Regions from separate parts of the Homo sapiens genome. Here region 2 is linked to region 1. A link is a contact called in ENCODE Hi-C or POLR2A ChIA-PET data. All regions are on one chromosome and are shown on one strand. The core of a region is the stretch at or near the end of the contact, and the rest is flanking DNA. Distances in the headings are between cores, read along the strand shown. Region 1 holds the start of LINC01829 (long intergenic non-protein coding RNA 1829). Region 2 overlaps LINC01828 (long intergenic non-protein coding RNA 1828).

Region 1 (7,675 bases), core at 3,045-5,544:
ATTGGAATTATGTTAATTGAATCTGTTTTGTTCAAATGGTAAAAGTTTGGCTCATTAGCTAGAAATTTACTAAAAATTGGAAATAAAAGATTGAAGAGCCTCAAAGAATATATTAGTAGAATGCTTGAGTACATAAACAAAGTAGATAATGTCAATTCTTAAAACATCTACATTTTAAACTAATATGTGAATTATGCTAGATTCAATCCAACAAAACTAATAGTGATGTTTAGCCTGCACTGCAACTAAAAGATAATATTTAAAAGTTATAGGTACAGCTGGGAACTGTGGCTCACATCAGTAATCCTAGCACTTTGGGAAGCTGAGGGTGGGGAATCATTTGAGGCCAGGAGTTCAAGACCGACTGGATAACATGGCAAAACCCTGGCTCTACTAAAAATACAAAAATTAGCCAGGCATGGTGGCACATGCCTATAAACCCAGCTACTTGGGAAGTTGAGGCACAAGAATCGGTTGAACCCCAGCGACGGAGGCTGCAGTGAGCCAAGATCTTGCCACTGCACTCCAGCCTAGGTGACAATGGGAGACTCTGTCTCAAAAACAACAACAACAAAAAAAATTAAATTTTTAAAAAATTTAGAAGTGCAAGGGAAAATAACTTTAAGTTTTCTTGTTTTCACAGAAAATTTTTTAAAAAGGAAGGAAGGAAAGGGAAGGAAGAAAGGGAGGGAGGGAGATGTAGCTATGCTGGGATGCATAGTTGAAATGTTAAGTGATAATATGGATGTGTCCACTATGATTAAATTAAGATTATAGAGTCTATTTGTACAAAACAACTCAAAAGAACATACAGTATATAGTGTGTATTTGCATATGTTTTGATACTGTATATGTAATATATATTGTAAGAATGAAAAAGTATAATTTTTGTTTTTTATATATCATTTATAATTTTCTTGTTCCTGATGTCCATTTTTCCCTGAGTTGTTGCTCATGATAATCATGTTCCTATATTTTGTATTTGATGATGTTATTTGGTGATTAGCATGTCCTTCTGGTTCATCCATTTAGCCTATAAATTGCAAGTAGTGCTGCTTCAGTTGCACGCTGTCTTCTCCCTTGGCCTTCACTTTGGCCTCTGAAAACCCTTAAATATAACTAATTTATTAAAGAAACAACTGGCCTCTCCTGTATTTAATATTTAAGGGGATAGAGATTTAACTTCAGGGCACAAAAACTACACAAAATACTTAGCTAGGTTGTTATTATTTAAATGTTTCAATGAAATTTAATTTGTAATTTAGGACTTTTCCAATCTTTCCTACATTTTATAATATATTTAACCTAAGCAGCTAAAATCTGAGCATGAGAAAGAATCATTCATAAATACAGATGGTACAATGAAGAGCTCCACTGAACACTGCTGAAGCTCGTGAAGTTGAAAGCAGAGTGGCTGATTAGCCATACACATATTTTTACTAATCACAGAGCAAGCATATTTTGTTACTGCATAATCAGATGCCTTAGGTATATCAAATATACTTTTTCCACATGACCAAAGTAAGAATTTGCAAGAAAAGCAATCACCATTCAATTACATGCCTGTGATTATAAAATACTAAAACAAGTCAAATTTCTTTTTCTAATATCAAATTTGAACTTAACCATATTTTCCTAAGAGCAATTTTCTAGCATTGAAAACCACGACTAACCTTTTGTCAGAAAAAGTGTTTGAGGATATTCCTGATACTGTTAAAGCTTTTTCTTATATGTTCTGGGCATGTTCTCTCTTCCTGAAATATTTTGATAACTTATAGAAGTTGAATCTATATTTAAGAATAGTCACTGCCCTCCTGTAAATTCAAGAAACTCACGAGGGGACCTAGATTTTAAAAATCGTTTGTGCTTTTGAAATCTTAGTGAAACTAAGCGTTTTCAATCCATAAAAATTTTAACTAACACATAAAATTCATTCAAATCTCTTAAAACCTTAAAAATGATAGACTTCTATTTTGCCCATACAAAAGAAAGCAATAGTGAAATTTTAACTGATAAATATTAAGATGCTTTCTTCTTTAAGGATTGTAGTTTCAAATGTTTTTACACTAAAAACCAACTGACAGATCTTTTATGAATATTTGGAAAATCATCCTTCGCTTTTTTGCAGCCCAGAAAAGAAGCAAAAAGAATCATAATATGCATTTTATGTGGTGATATAAAAGAGTCCCATGGTAAGAGCAGACGGAAAATGGTATAGTTATTATTAATTTAGAAAAACAAAAGAGCAGCCCAGCATTTCAGTAATGTGGCAAGTTGTGTGCTCTTGAAGGAGAGAGGGTTTTATAATTGGATTTTAGAGTAATTTAGAAGACGAGATAAGATGTAATGGTTGAGTATTAGAGGTTAGAACTACAAGAGAAACCCATAATGTAAGGGTTCACTGCACTGGGGGACAACAGAACAAAGAGAAGCAGCGCCAACCGAAAACGGCCCCAGTGAGAAGCAACAAGGTGAGGCTTGCGATGGGGGTTCCCAGAGGGTGTCAGCAGGGACGCAGGCTCAGCCCCTGCAGCATACCGTAAGGAGCACAGGCTTTTCTCAGAATGCTTTTTCTTTAGTGACCTGTCACTGTCCCACCTCTCCTCCTCCCTACCTGCGAGTTCAGCTTGGCATTTCTTTCTTCCCTGCAGCCCAGCAGTCAGACCTGAGCATCTGCCATCCAGGCTTCCACCCTCAGCAGGCTGTCCTGGGGCTCCATCCAGGCTCCCCTGACACCACCCACACACCCACAGGTCCCCCCACATACACCCCCACACATACACACCCCACACACATAAACACCCACAGACACACACACACACACATACCCACATATACACACACCCCACAAACATAAACACCCACAGATACACACATACACACCCACATACACACACCCCACATACATACACACACTCCCTACACACTCCACTCACATACACACCCACATAAACACATACTTCCCCCATACACACACACAGCCACACACACATCATACACACACTCCCCCTACACACACATACACACCCACAGTCACATCCACACTTTCCCCACACACATACACATACCCCACACACATACACACCCACATATACACTCCATACACATACACACCCACCAACATACATACACACCACACACACATATACCCCCACATACATACACACACTCCCCACACATACCCGACTTACATACACACCCACATATACTTCTCCCATACACACATATACACACCCACATACACCCCTCCACACACACGTATAACTCCCCACACATACATACCCACATAAACACATACATATACATACTTCCCCAACACATATATGCACACCACACACACACCCCTCCACATGCACATACTCCCCCCACACCCATACACATCCAAAACCCCACACACATACACATCCAAATACACCCACACCCACATACACCTTACATACATACACACACTTCCCACACACACCCCACACACATACCCACATATACACACACCCACAGACACACACACCCACATCCACACACCCCACACACATACGCACATACATCCCCCCACACGTACCCACATACTTCCCCCCGACACATACACACCCACACACCCCACATACATACCCACATATACACACCCACATACACCCCCCCAAAACACAAACCCCACACACACATACCCCACACATATACCCACATACAGACACACATACTCATACATGCACTTACTCTCCTCACACACATATTCACCGTAAACACATACATACCCACACACCCATACACACATTTCCCCCACATATACACAACCCCATACACACACACTCCCTACCCACACACACATCCACACACCCACATTCCCCCACACACACCCATACACACACTCCCCACCACCCCACACACACATATTCACCCCCACACACACACTCCCCACCACCCCACACACATATTCACCCACACACGCTTCTAACACACCTACACACACGCTTTCCACACATATACACAGCACACTCACACCCATATCCCTCCACACACACATGCATACCACCCTACACAGAGAACCAGGGCCTAACCTCTCTATCTCTCTTCTATCCCCGCAAGGCTCAGCCTGTGCCCACTGGGAGACAGAGAAAAGAATCTGAAGAAGAGTAAAATCTGCCTCTACCCACCCCACCCCCAATTTTCATTCCAAGCCTTAGGCAGATAAATGTACTTTTCCACCTGTTCATTGGGGTCCCTGTCCAGATAATCCATCGCACAGGCTCCAGCTCTCAGGTGAAGGCCTCAGGTGAGAGGCTCTTTTTAGATTTAAGAATCCAAGCCTGGAGGGGAAACCCTGTTTCTAGAAAGGGAGAGCTGTGTTGCTGACGGGCGGTGGGAAGAGATGGGAACCTATGGGGTTGAATTCCTGCCCAGTCATCGGCGCTTGGCTACCCCCTGCTGGGCGGGAAGCTCTTGGCCTCAGACTCACACATTATGCTCAGGGTCAAGTCTATTCCCAAGGCTTGGGACAGAATCCACTTACTTCCTGTCAAATTGTTATCACACGTTCCCAACGTGAAGCTGGAGTGTGAAGTTACCTTCCAATCCCCAAGAGGTGTTTGTTAAAGAGTTTTTTTCCTCTGAGCCCTTTGTATGCCAGTTTAAGCAGAACAAATCTATTTATTTTTTGTGAGGATCAGTTTATTAAAAGCATGCACATAACTCAAATCGTATAGTAAAATGATGTTAGGCTTTGTTGAGCATGAAAAGTGTGCTCGCTCAAACCCCATTTCCAACCTTCCGTGCGTCATTTTCCCCTGAAGCAGAACATAGGTTATGTTAACAGGACCTCAGCCCAAAGGCCTAAAATCAGCTTAGCTCCCAGGCTTTCTCCAGCCATCTCTTCCCACAACCCACTCTTTCCACCTCTCAGGAAAACCCCAGCTACATGATGTAGAAAACTGGCAAATATAAGCGGACGGGGAACCGATTTTTAACCAGATCAAGTTTTCAAATATAGATTAACACGTTTTAATTGTCCTATAAACTATTATTCTTAAAGTCACTCTTAACAAAACCCAGACTTGGAGGAAGTTCTCTGCCATAACTGTAATGTGTATACACTATTAAGATAGTTATGAAACCTCAGACACATTTGGAAGACGTGGCTTAATAGTGCCTTTAATACAAAATAAAGTAAAATGTAAATAAAAAGGGATTAGTTGTTATAAGCTGTGACACAGCTGCAGCGACAGAAACTGAAGAAACATGTAAACAGAGAGTGCTTTTAGTCACTCAGTGACCCAAATGTCTTTTTCAGACTCTCACAATTCTAATTCTGACACACTCGTTCATTTCATTTATTTTGCAAACCAAGCAGAAATGAAACGGACCTTCAGATTAAGTAAACAGGGGCTTTACATATAGCCACTAAGCTGCCAGATAGACAACTTTTGGTTTACATGGAGTGTAAGGGTAAAGAAACAATGTCAAAACTGCATCCCTTCTTGCATTTATTGGCATGAAGTGAAAATCCAAATATATTCACCAACAAATTAATAAAGGGTGAACAGGCTGCTAACCTTGCATGGTGCGTTAAAGTGTCAGAGCACTTGAACTGCACATCATAGCACAGCCTCAGAAATAAACAAACATTTCTCTCTGTCAGAATGGGGTAAATAAATTAGGATTTGGCTAAATCTCTGGTTGTTTTGCTCCCATGTTGTGGCCTAGAATAAGCCCTACACTATTTCCAGCTGAAGTTGACTCTACTTGATACCTTAAGCAAATGAGAGAAAAGACAAGGGTGACAGTGTAGGAAGGAACTGACTTGAGATTTTCCTTTCTTATTAGTTAACAGAGTTGTCAGTGAGTGAGAATGCAGGATACAAATTAATGCTTTTTCAAAAGCCTTCACTCTAATCCTATTTTTTCCTTAATGATCCCTTTGTCAATTACTGTTGTCTGGGTGTAGCCTTATAATAGTCATGTTCAGATTGTTTACCAAGGTTGGGTGAAATGGCAGGATGAGGGTGGGGGGAGGGAGGAACAAAGAGATAAGCCTATCCCTGATAAGCCTAGGAAGCTCTTAACTGAATTCAAGTAACCCTGCCCCCTCCCTCAATGGGAGAAGCATGCCAGCCTTCCCACCAAGTTCTTCCAGATGATACTCAGTACTTTAATCTCTATGCCTGCTCAGCAAATTGAGTGATTTCTCTTCTCTAACTCTTGCTATCTGGTGACTCCAACCCCTTTTTTCTTTGAGCCATTTCCTTTTTCCGTTTTTCTTGAAAAGTTTTCTTAAATCCATACACATTAAACTAATAAAGAAAAATGGAATATAAATGCTATGGTTTGAATGCCCCCTCCAAAACTCATTTTGAGATTTAATTGCCATTGTAATAGTATGAAGAGGTGGGCCTTTAAGAAGTGATTAGGCCATGATGGCACTGCCTTCATGAAGGGGTTAATGCTGCTATCACAGGTCTGGGTTAGTTATTGCAGGAGTGGATTTCTGATTTAAAAAAAAAAAAAAAAGATGAGTTCAGCCAACTTCCCTCTCTGTCTCACATACACTCACAATATGATGCCATCTGCCTTAGGATGACCCTTCCCAGAAGCTGGTGTCATGTTCTTGGACTTCCCAGCCTCCAGAACCATGAGCCAAATAAGTTTCTTTTCTTCATAAATTACCCAGTCTGTGGTGTTCTGTTATAACAGCAGACACAGACTAAGACAACAAGCAAAAGTTAAATAGCAAAGTGATGATGGAAGATGAAGGACTCTGAAGAAGAGAAAAATCAATGGGATGACAGAACATTTAGGCAGCTTCAATAACAAGATGAAATGTGAATAATAGAAAACATTATTTGAGTGATTATTATGTATCAGACACCATTCCAAATATTTTTATGTTTATTATATCCTTTCATCCTCTTTATCACCCTATGAGATGACATTATTATCTCTACTTTAGAGGCAAAAATGTATTGAGGCCTGGAAAAGTTAGAATTCAATAGCTTATCAGTGGTACAGCTAAGATTTGACTTTTGACCAGGGACTTGTAAAACTATGCTATGCTAATAGAATAGGAAAATGGGTTAAGAAAAACAACAACAAAAACAAGCCAAACAACATTGCAAGCCAGCCTTTTTAACTGGGTGGGTTTCATTGTTATTCAACTGTGGAGTCACATTTGCAAACATTCTTAACCAGAAGAAACCGTGACTGCTCCATATCCCAAAGAATTCAGTATTACATAGTCCAGTATACATATTCATGGTCTCAAAAAATCCTGAGCTGCATATTAAAAGGTCCACGAGAGGCAAGTGAATTCAAATAACATAGGAAAGAAGCACATGCAGATGCAAAAGAACTATCCAAGTAAAAAGTCTGAACTTCTGTCATGTGATGTTTATACTCAAAATGGCCTAGATGAGAGGTAAAGGGTGGTTACATAATCAAGTGCCTACAACAGTAGCACTTTTAACAATTTTGGGGCCTGCAGCAAGAAATGAAGGCCCACATATTTTATGTTTTTATGTTTAAAAATATATATAGTCAAGCTAAAAAATGGTTAAAGTAAAATTCTATCCTCCTATGTAAATTAACAACTGAAAAGGACAATTTTTAACTTAAAATTCTTGGACTACTTCGAATGCTGTGTTAAAATATGGTAACGTGGAGTGAGTTGGTTTGTGTGTGGCCTCTG
Region 2 (7,675 bases), core at 1,402-3,901, 75 kb after region 1:
TATGGCCATTCTAAGGCCAGGCCTTGGGAAGGAGCTAAGTGTATAGATAGCAAAGAAAGAAGTAAGGAAAGGAGCCTCTGGCATGGGTGAGGGCATGGGCCCCAGAAAATCACAGGAGACCTAGGTCTAAGGGGGAAATTGGCCAGAGGGCTCACCTGGGATAGAGCAGGACCAATAGACTTCATGACCAGCGCTTGCTCTAGAGCTATGTGTGTTGCACAGCTTTTGTGATCTCTGCAAGCTTCAGTAAAGCTGCTTAACCATGGAAACCTAACGTGACTCCTGTGACAACCTGGGGAATAGAAGAAGAGTCTGTGTCTGTGCTTGGGGAAGAAGGAGGAGCCATAGCCTATAGAAGTGCTGCCTGGAAGGCCAGTGGCAACAATAGAGCAGTTTGGGGGTAGTACAGCCTGGGAAGAGACTGGACAGACAATGAATGGAACATCTAAGCACCTACCAGGAATCCACAAAACAATCCAGTGGCAGGGTTTCCTATAGTTACATAGGAAATAGATTTGAGCAGTTCTATTTAAACACTCAAGATAGAAATAGGAGAACTTGAGAACATTTTGCTAACACAAATATGGAGTTAAAGAAATGGGCAGGGAGTATGTTATTTGTACATTTCATATACAGCCCTGAATATTCCTAAAATATTTGTTAGGTGTCCACTATATGTCAGATACTATTCTAGGCACTGGGGGGAAAAGCAGTGAATAAAACAGAAAAAAATAAAAAAAAATTCTAGGGAAGGGAGACAGAAAAAAACATACTAAAAACATAGAGCCCGTTGGACATAAAACAGGGGAGGGAGCTAGGAGTGCTGAGGAAACAGAGCAATTGGAAATGTTGACACTATTTCTATCTTCCTTGAGAAAGAGCAAGTTTTGCGGACTTAACCTGTTTTATGCATCCAGAGTGTTATTAGTTATTGAAATAAATTTGGGATAATTACTCAAATCATTTTCTCTTTTCTATGGCAGAGGTAAGGAACCCAGTGAGAAAGACAGAGAGAAGTATGGACAAGAAACAGATCCTAAACCTGTTTTGTTTTATTTTTGGTAGTAGTTGTTTATTTTTGAAAACATTCAAACCACCTGTATTGGTGGCTGTTATTATGAAATAAATAAACTGAGAAACAACAAGACAATTTGGCCTCTACAATTTGTTTAGTTTTGACTAAGTATTTGCCTTGGAAGAAGTATGTGTACAATACTCATTTTTAAAAGATGCAACAGTCACCTCGTTACTTGGAGTTTTACTTGAGACTTGAATGGACTGAAACCACCTGGTCACCACTAGAAGCTACATCAAGGAAAAGAAAGGTAGGTCCATTCTGTCCTTGACATTTCATTTTAGCTTAGTCACTTTGTATTGAGGCTTTGCCACCTCCCCAGGAGGCTGGAGATTTTCTATTGCCTAACACTGGAAAATAGGTTTATGAGATATATTAGAAAATGTTTATGATGCCTTATAAGCTTGCCCGTTTGAGTTATTTGCTCTGTTCTGTTGTACCATCCCCATCCAGTGTCCTTGGCTATTTCTCAGGAGCTGTAGCCCATCTCACCTTCCACCTTTAGCTGGTATAGATTTCATTCATTGAAAAAGATGTTAGTGCCCCGTAATGAAGTAATAGATTAAGGCAGCCTTCATGCATTGCTGCCAAAATCATTAGGTGAAAGGTTGATGGGAGATTTTATGATGGGTGGTGATATGGTTTCACTTCATCCCTGCCCAAATCTCATCTTGAATTGTAGTTCCCATATCCCTGCATGGGAGGGATTAGGTGGAGATAATTGAATCATGGGAGCAGTTTCCCCCATCCTGCTCTCATGATAGTGAGTCAGTTCTCATGAAATCTGATGGTTTTATAAGGGGCTTCCCCCTTCTCTGGGCACTCATTCTCCTGCCACCCTATGAAGAAGTGCTTTCTGCCATGATTATAAGTTTCCTGAGGCCTTCCCAGCCATGTGGAACTGTGAGTCAACTAAACCTCTTTTCTTTATAAATTACCCAGTCTTGGGAATTCCTTCATAGCAATGTGAGAATGGACTAATACAGGTGACTAATACTGGGAAGCTACACACTGATTAACCCAATATTACGTGCTTTGGATATTATGCAATAGGAAGGACACAGCACCTCTAATGGAGTCTTATTGACTATAAATTTGAATCATAATCTAATCAAGTCTCTAGATCTAACTAGTGTGCAAGAAATACAGGAAATAGAGAAACAAGTTAAACCATTCTATGAGGTAGTGATTAACTAAATGCATTCCTCAGAATAAAAATAACAGAGTAGTCAAGTTAAATGTGGAGGAGGAAGGCACTTATAGAATAAAAGAAAATTCAGAGAAATAATAATCAAATGCAATCATGTCATATGATTCATAGAGTTAAGCAAAACTGGACATTTTAGTCATCGAAGTGGCCACAAATCTGTATGTCCAGGCAACATTTCTTATCATAGTTTCTCTCCAGAAGACATGTCATATCTAGTTCTATTTAGAATTCTGCTTCCTCTCCTTTTATGATCTCTTAGCTAAAATCCTGACTGTCATTGGGTGATGACTGAATCTTTGTTATTAAAACACCTCTTGTGACTAATAAAATAAGCATGGGCAATAGCATACTTCAATGCTTCAATCTTGGAGAAAATGCTGTAGAACTGGCTTGCTAACACAGTTTCCAAGGAAATTAAAAAATGCCTCATAGTATTTTCAAAACTTGGCAACCAAATAAGGGCTTTGAAGATTTTAACACACCACGTCCACACCCACACTATGACTCATTTCAGCCCCCATGTCCAGAGACCCAGCTTTTGGTTGGCATCTGAAACTTGACTTATCACCAAACCGCATGCCCAAGAGTGTACATGTTAGAGATTAGTATTAAATAATTAGCAATCGGACCTTGAGTAGTGCCATTTTGTCTTTCTGCATATGGATTTGATCACTCTCTACCCAAACCCAAGAAACTTGATATTTCATACAAATTATACTCGGAGCATAGCTGCATTCAGCCCACAATTTCTAAGTTGCCTGAGACAGAAATGTATCAGCAAAGAGTCTAATGCATAGCTTAAAATGATTGATTCAAGACTAAATCAGCAACGCTAATTTCTTGCAATGCTAGTTACATATGGTTGCATTAATATTCTCTTCTCAGAAATCCAGCTGAGAATCATTATTTAATGAAAGGCTTACAAATTGCATCCTATTTAACAGCTTTCATTGCAGATTCTTTTGTAGAAATGCAGAAAACATGTAAGTGACCATGTAAATTCTATGTTGCATTTGCAATGTGCTGGGTAATTTTCTTGATGTATACATAAAATATAAATGTATATGTGTGTATAATGCATTTATATGTATGTATTTTATATGTATACCTATATATGATACCTATACATTACCTATTACATAATTACATATAATATTTTATATAGAATATATTATATATATGTCAAGAGATTATTCTGATTGGTGATTTCTAAATTAACAAATTTAAAGGATAGATTAAAAGACAGGGATTAGAATTTGAGTTTTCATTATCAAACTACCCTAGGTTTGAACACTAGCTACATAATTCATTAAATGTATGTCCTTAACCAATTTTATTCTCTAATGTTTAGTTTCCTCATCTTTAAAATAACAATAATAATATCTACTTCCCAGAGTGTTGCTATAAAGATGAAATGAAAACAAATCAAGTAAAGTATCTCACACAGGACAAGAGCTCAATAAACATTAGCTCTGTTTCTAATGTAAAAACAACAAAAAGAAGATTTATAGCTTGTTACAGAATAAATTGCAGTGTTTATGAATTTGTAGTTATTGAAGAGTTCAGCCTAAGTAGGGAGATGAACCAAAGACCTGTGGGTAGTCTGGAGACAGATTGGAAAGGAAAAAAGTTTATAAAGGCATTCATGTTTAAGCAGTAAATATGTTAGAGTTTTTCTTTAAGGCCAAGATAAACTACCTGATTTCAATTTTATGTATATATATATATATATATATATATATGGTCATATATGGTTTTTATATAAAGTAATATATATTATTTTTGCTACTTTGATAACTAATGTTAACTAAATAGTAAGTTTTCAGGTAGAACATTACAATAACTTCATATTTCTTACACTTGAAAAATTAACAGGACACATGGTGGGGAACAACACACACTGGGACCCGTCAGAGGGTGGAGAGTGGGAAGAGGGAGAGCATAAGAAAGAACAGCTAACGGGTGCTGGGCTTAATACTTAGGTGATGGGTTGATCTGTGCAGCAAACCACCATAGCACACATTTATCTATGTAACAAACCTGCACATCCTGCATATATACCCCTGAACTTAAAAGTTGGAAAATATGTATATTTGATTAAATATATATATCAAATATATATTTGATTTCATTATTTCAGGGAGGTATATACAAACATATATATAATGAACTTGGCTTTTCTCTCACCAAAAATCAGACAAAAAATTTTGCACAAGCAGAATCATGAACTTAAGTATTTGGGGGTAAACATTTTTCAAAGTAGCCACTGAAATGGATAGTGGAAGACCAATAAACCCTCTGGAAAGAGTGTGAGGAGACAAAGGCCCCACATACTCCATCAAGAAAGTAATCATCAATTTCTCTGTAAGGTTTCTAAAGGGAACACCAGAGAAATTTCATATAGTAGAATCCTTATTAGTAAAAAAATTGTGGCTATCTTGACATTTGGCCACTTCATTAATTATTGTGATTCAATTAAAGCAGTTTTTTAAAGACAGGAGGAGAGTTGACTGATTTTTTCAATGAATTAATTTTTGTTCAGCTTAAATATTCTTATTATTTTTGTAATCATTTAACAACATCAATAACAGTCACAGTTTTATTTGTTTTATAGAATGCTTCCCCATAGGTTATATTCTTAACTACCACAATGGCATTTGAGCTCATATTGTAGACTTAATTTTTTAAAAAATGAGGCTGAGAGATCACACGACTCCTGCAGATTTTCACAGTGCATAAATAGCAACTCCAGAGATGTCCCCACACAAGCATCTCCTTTCTGCAGAATTGTCCGGGTGTTTTGGGCATGCATTCTTCATAAGTTCGGTATTTTAAAATCAGAAGTGAGTCAATGACAGACTTTCTTTCTTTAAAAAGGAAAAAAAATAGTGATTTTTAATATTTTAAATTAGGAGTAATTAAAATGTCCTACAGAAAGGCCTGTGCTGATTCTAACTTTCACTCAGTGAAATTGAAATAATCTAACTCCAGAGGAAGCTTCAAGCAATTGAAAGAAGCCATGAGCCTTCCATTTAAACCAGTTCAATGTCCATCTCTGGTGTCAGAAACTTGAAGAACATTCACATTTTCCATTTGCTTTATCAATAGCTACCTCAATGTTTCTAAACTATCCATCACAATAGTGCTTAGGTAATTAGACAGAGGCGCTCTGGCACTGTATTATTTAAACATCATTTCCACGCAGCACAGTCAGCCCTACCATGTGCCATTATTTTGATGGGCTTCTCATCACTTAAATGATGAAGGAGAAAAATTACAATTTCCTCTAAATTCATTTGTAGATACTTGCACAAATAATGTTTGGCTATGATCATCATAGTGAACACTGGCTGTATGTCAACTAAATCCTTGGAGAGAATTTTAGCTCAATTGATGGTCCTAGTTAATTTCCCATAGGCAATTGTGAGAACTCTCTTCTTTCAAAGTTTGTTTTTTTTTCTTCTTTTTTTAGTGTTGGAAATCCCTTGCAAATTCACTTATTTTATTGGTTCTTCTTTTATTTCATTATCTATGGTCTACATTAAGATAAAAAAAATCCTAGGTGGTCTTAAACCATTGTAATTAGGTTTGGAGACTGGCTCTTTGTATAGTCACCAGATGAGGAAAAATGTGTGAAAAATTGGGAGATGTTTAATCTAGGGCAGAGGTTGGAAAATTACAAATCAGTGCCACCAAGTTGCTTATAAATAATGCTATAGTGGGTCATAGCCCTGTTCATTCATTTACATATCACCTACATTCACTTTCACCCTTTGATGGCAGCGTCAAGTAGCTGTGACAGAGGCTATGTAGCGCAAAAAAAAAAAAAAACTTGAAAAACTTAAAAGATGTTCTAACTGGCCCTTTAAGAAAAGGTTTACAGACCCTTGAGCTAGAGGGAACTTTGGTTCCTGGCAGTAGTTTAAAAAAAATATTTAACAAGTTTGTTTTAGCTGGTCTTCTTTTAGCTAGGAATCCAACATTTCGTTTCATCCCAGGACTTGTAATTGATGATGACAGTGATGTCCATGAGGCACTGAAAAGCCTTGAAGCACCTTCTGAATCAGCAAAGATTAAATCTCACTCACTATGGGTCTCTGTTGTCCAGATTCATAGACTTAAAATTGAAAGGGAACTTCAGCATCATCTTTCACACAAAAAAAGTGGAAATCTTTTCCACTATATGCCTTACATGTGGGCTTTCAGTCTGTAATTATAGACCCTGTGGAAGCAGGTGAGCAACTTCTCATAATAGCTATACTAGTTCATGGCAGCTGTGGCTCTTTTACTATTGATTGGATTGTTTTTTCCCCACACTGAGTTAATATCTCTTTCCTTGCCACTCATTTGCCCTATTATAATATTTTGACTGTTAGTATATCAGAATATCGATATTTTTTTTTTTTTTTGAGTCAGAGTCTCAACTCTGTCGCCCAGGATGGAGTGCACTGGCGTGATTTTGGCTCACTGAAACCTCCACCTCCCAGATTCAAGTGATTCTCCTACCTCAGCCTCCCAAGTAGTTGTGGTTACAGCTACTTGGCCTAATTTTTGTATTTTTAGTAGAGACTGGATTTCACCATGTTGGCCAGGCTGGTCTTGAACTCCTGGACTCAAGTTATCTGCCCTCCTCAGCCTCCCAAAGTGCTGGGAGGAGTGAGCCACTGTGCCCGGCCTGTGCTTTTTATTAACAAGAATATTAATTAAGCAGAGCATTCCATCCTTCCACTCTGCTTTATCATAGTAGATAATGTTGTTCTTGAATAACAAATGCAGGTTTTGGAATCAGAGAGACTTGTGTTCAACTTACAGTTTCCCCACTAAAAAATGGTTTGACCATAGAAAAATTGCTTTAACTTCTCTGAACATTGATTTCTTCATTTGCTAAACAGAGAAAAAAGCCTGAGAATCTGAAAGAAGGTACATAGGGTCCAACATGGTGCCTGACATTAAGAAGCTATTATTAGTAGTAGAAAGTAGCAGGCGTTTTAAATGTGCCATGTGCAAATGTGCAAGTGCCAGAGCATTCCAAGACCCACACATAAGGCAGAGGCAGCATTTGGAGCATTTTAGGAACTAAAGATTATCCTAAATTTAAGATTTTATTTGAAAAGACTAACATTACATCATATATGTCATAAACATTCCAGGGCAAGAATTTATCTTGTTCTCTGAATGCCACGGTGCAAAACTAGGAGCTTCTGCTTACTTTTAGCTCATGAAGATCCCCAAGGAGTAAGCAGTGTAAATATTAGACATTCTAAATGTACACAAAAGGATATTTCAAGAAACACACTCACCTTTTCAATTCAGATAAAAATAAATTATGCAAATAAAGAAAATGGTTAACCCATCACGGGCCAGATTATGAGAGTATCTGTTTCTCTTAT

What was found. A loop is a pair of places that touch in the nucleus more often than their neighbours do. ChIA-PET counts read pairs that join two places held with the same protein, here RNA polymerase II (POLR2A). Pooled maps may share reads with other maps.
Region 2: a pooled map shows a loop between it and region 1 (2.0-fold over the local background). The contact joins the enhancer-like site here to the promoter of LINC01829 in region 1. A Hi-C loop is called at or near these places in 1 of 50 pooled maps. POLR2A ChIA-PET finds 5 or more read pairs at or near these places in 2 of 52 experiments (HEK293 and WTC11).

The regions. Positions count from the first base shown.
Region 1 is chr2:67,211,025-67,218,699 of GRCh38, forward strand. It overlaps LINC01829 (long intergenic non-protein coding RNA 1829), which reads right to left and starts at 4,295. Exons shown (of 8, transcript NR_038844.1): 1 at 4,204-4,295. The region is part of intron 1 of LINC01828 (long intergenic non-protein coding RNA 1828); the gene reads left to right. It overlaps LOC101927661 (a long non-coding RNA gene), which reads left to right and starts at 2,384. Exons shown (of 4, transcript NR_110568.1): 1 at 2,384-2,471.
Region 2 is chr2:67,288,100-67,295,774 of GRCh38, forward strand. LINC01828 (long intergenic non-protein coding RNA 1828) reads left to right here. Exons shown (of 5, transcript NR_110564.1): 5 at 984-1,145. Among named protein-coding and RNA genes, the nearest start is that of LINC01829, 77 kb to the left of the region's middle. Within about 2 kb of position 2,652, at least 4 of the 41 ENCODE cell types and tissues checked have a DNase peak (open chromatin) inside an H3K27ac peak, as active enhancers do.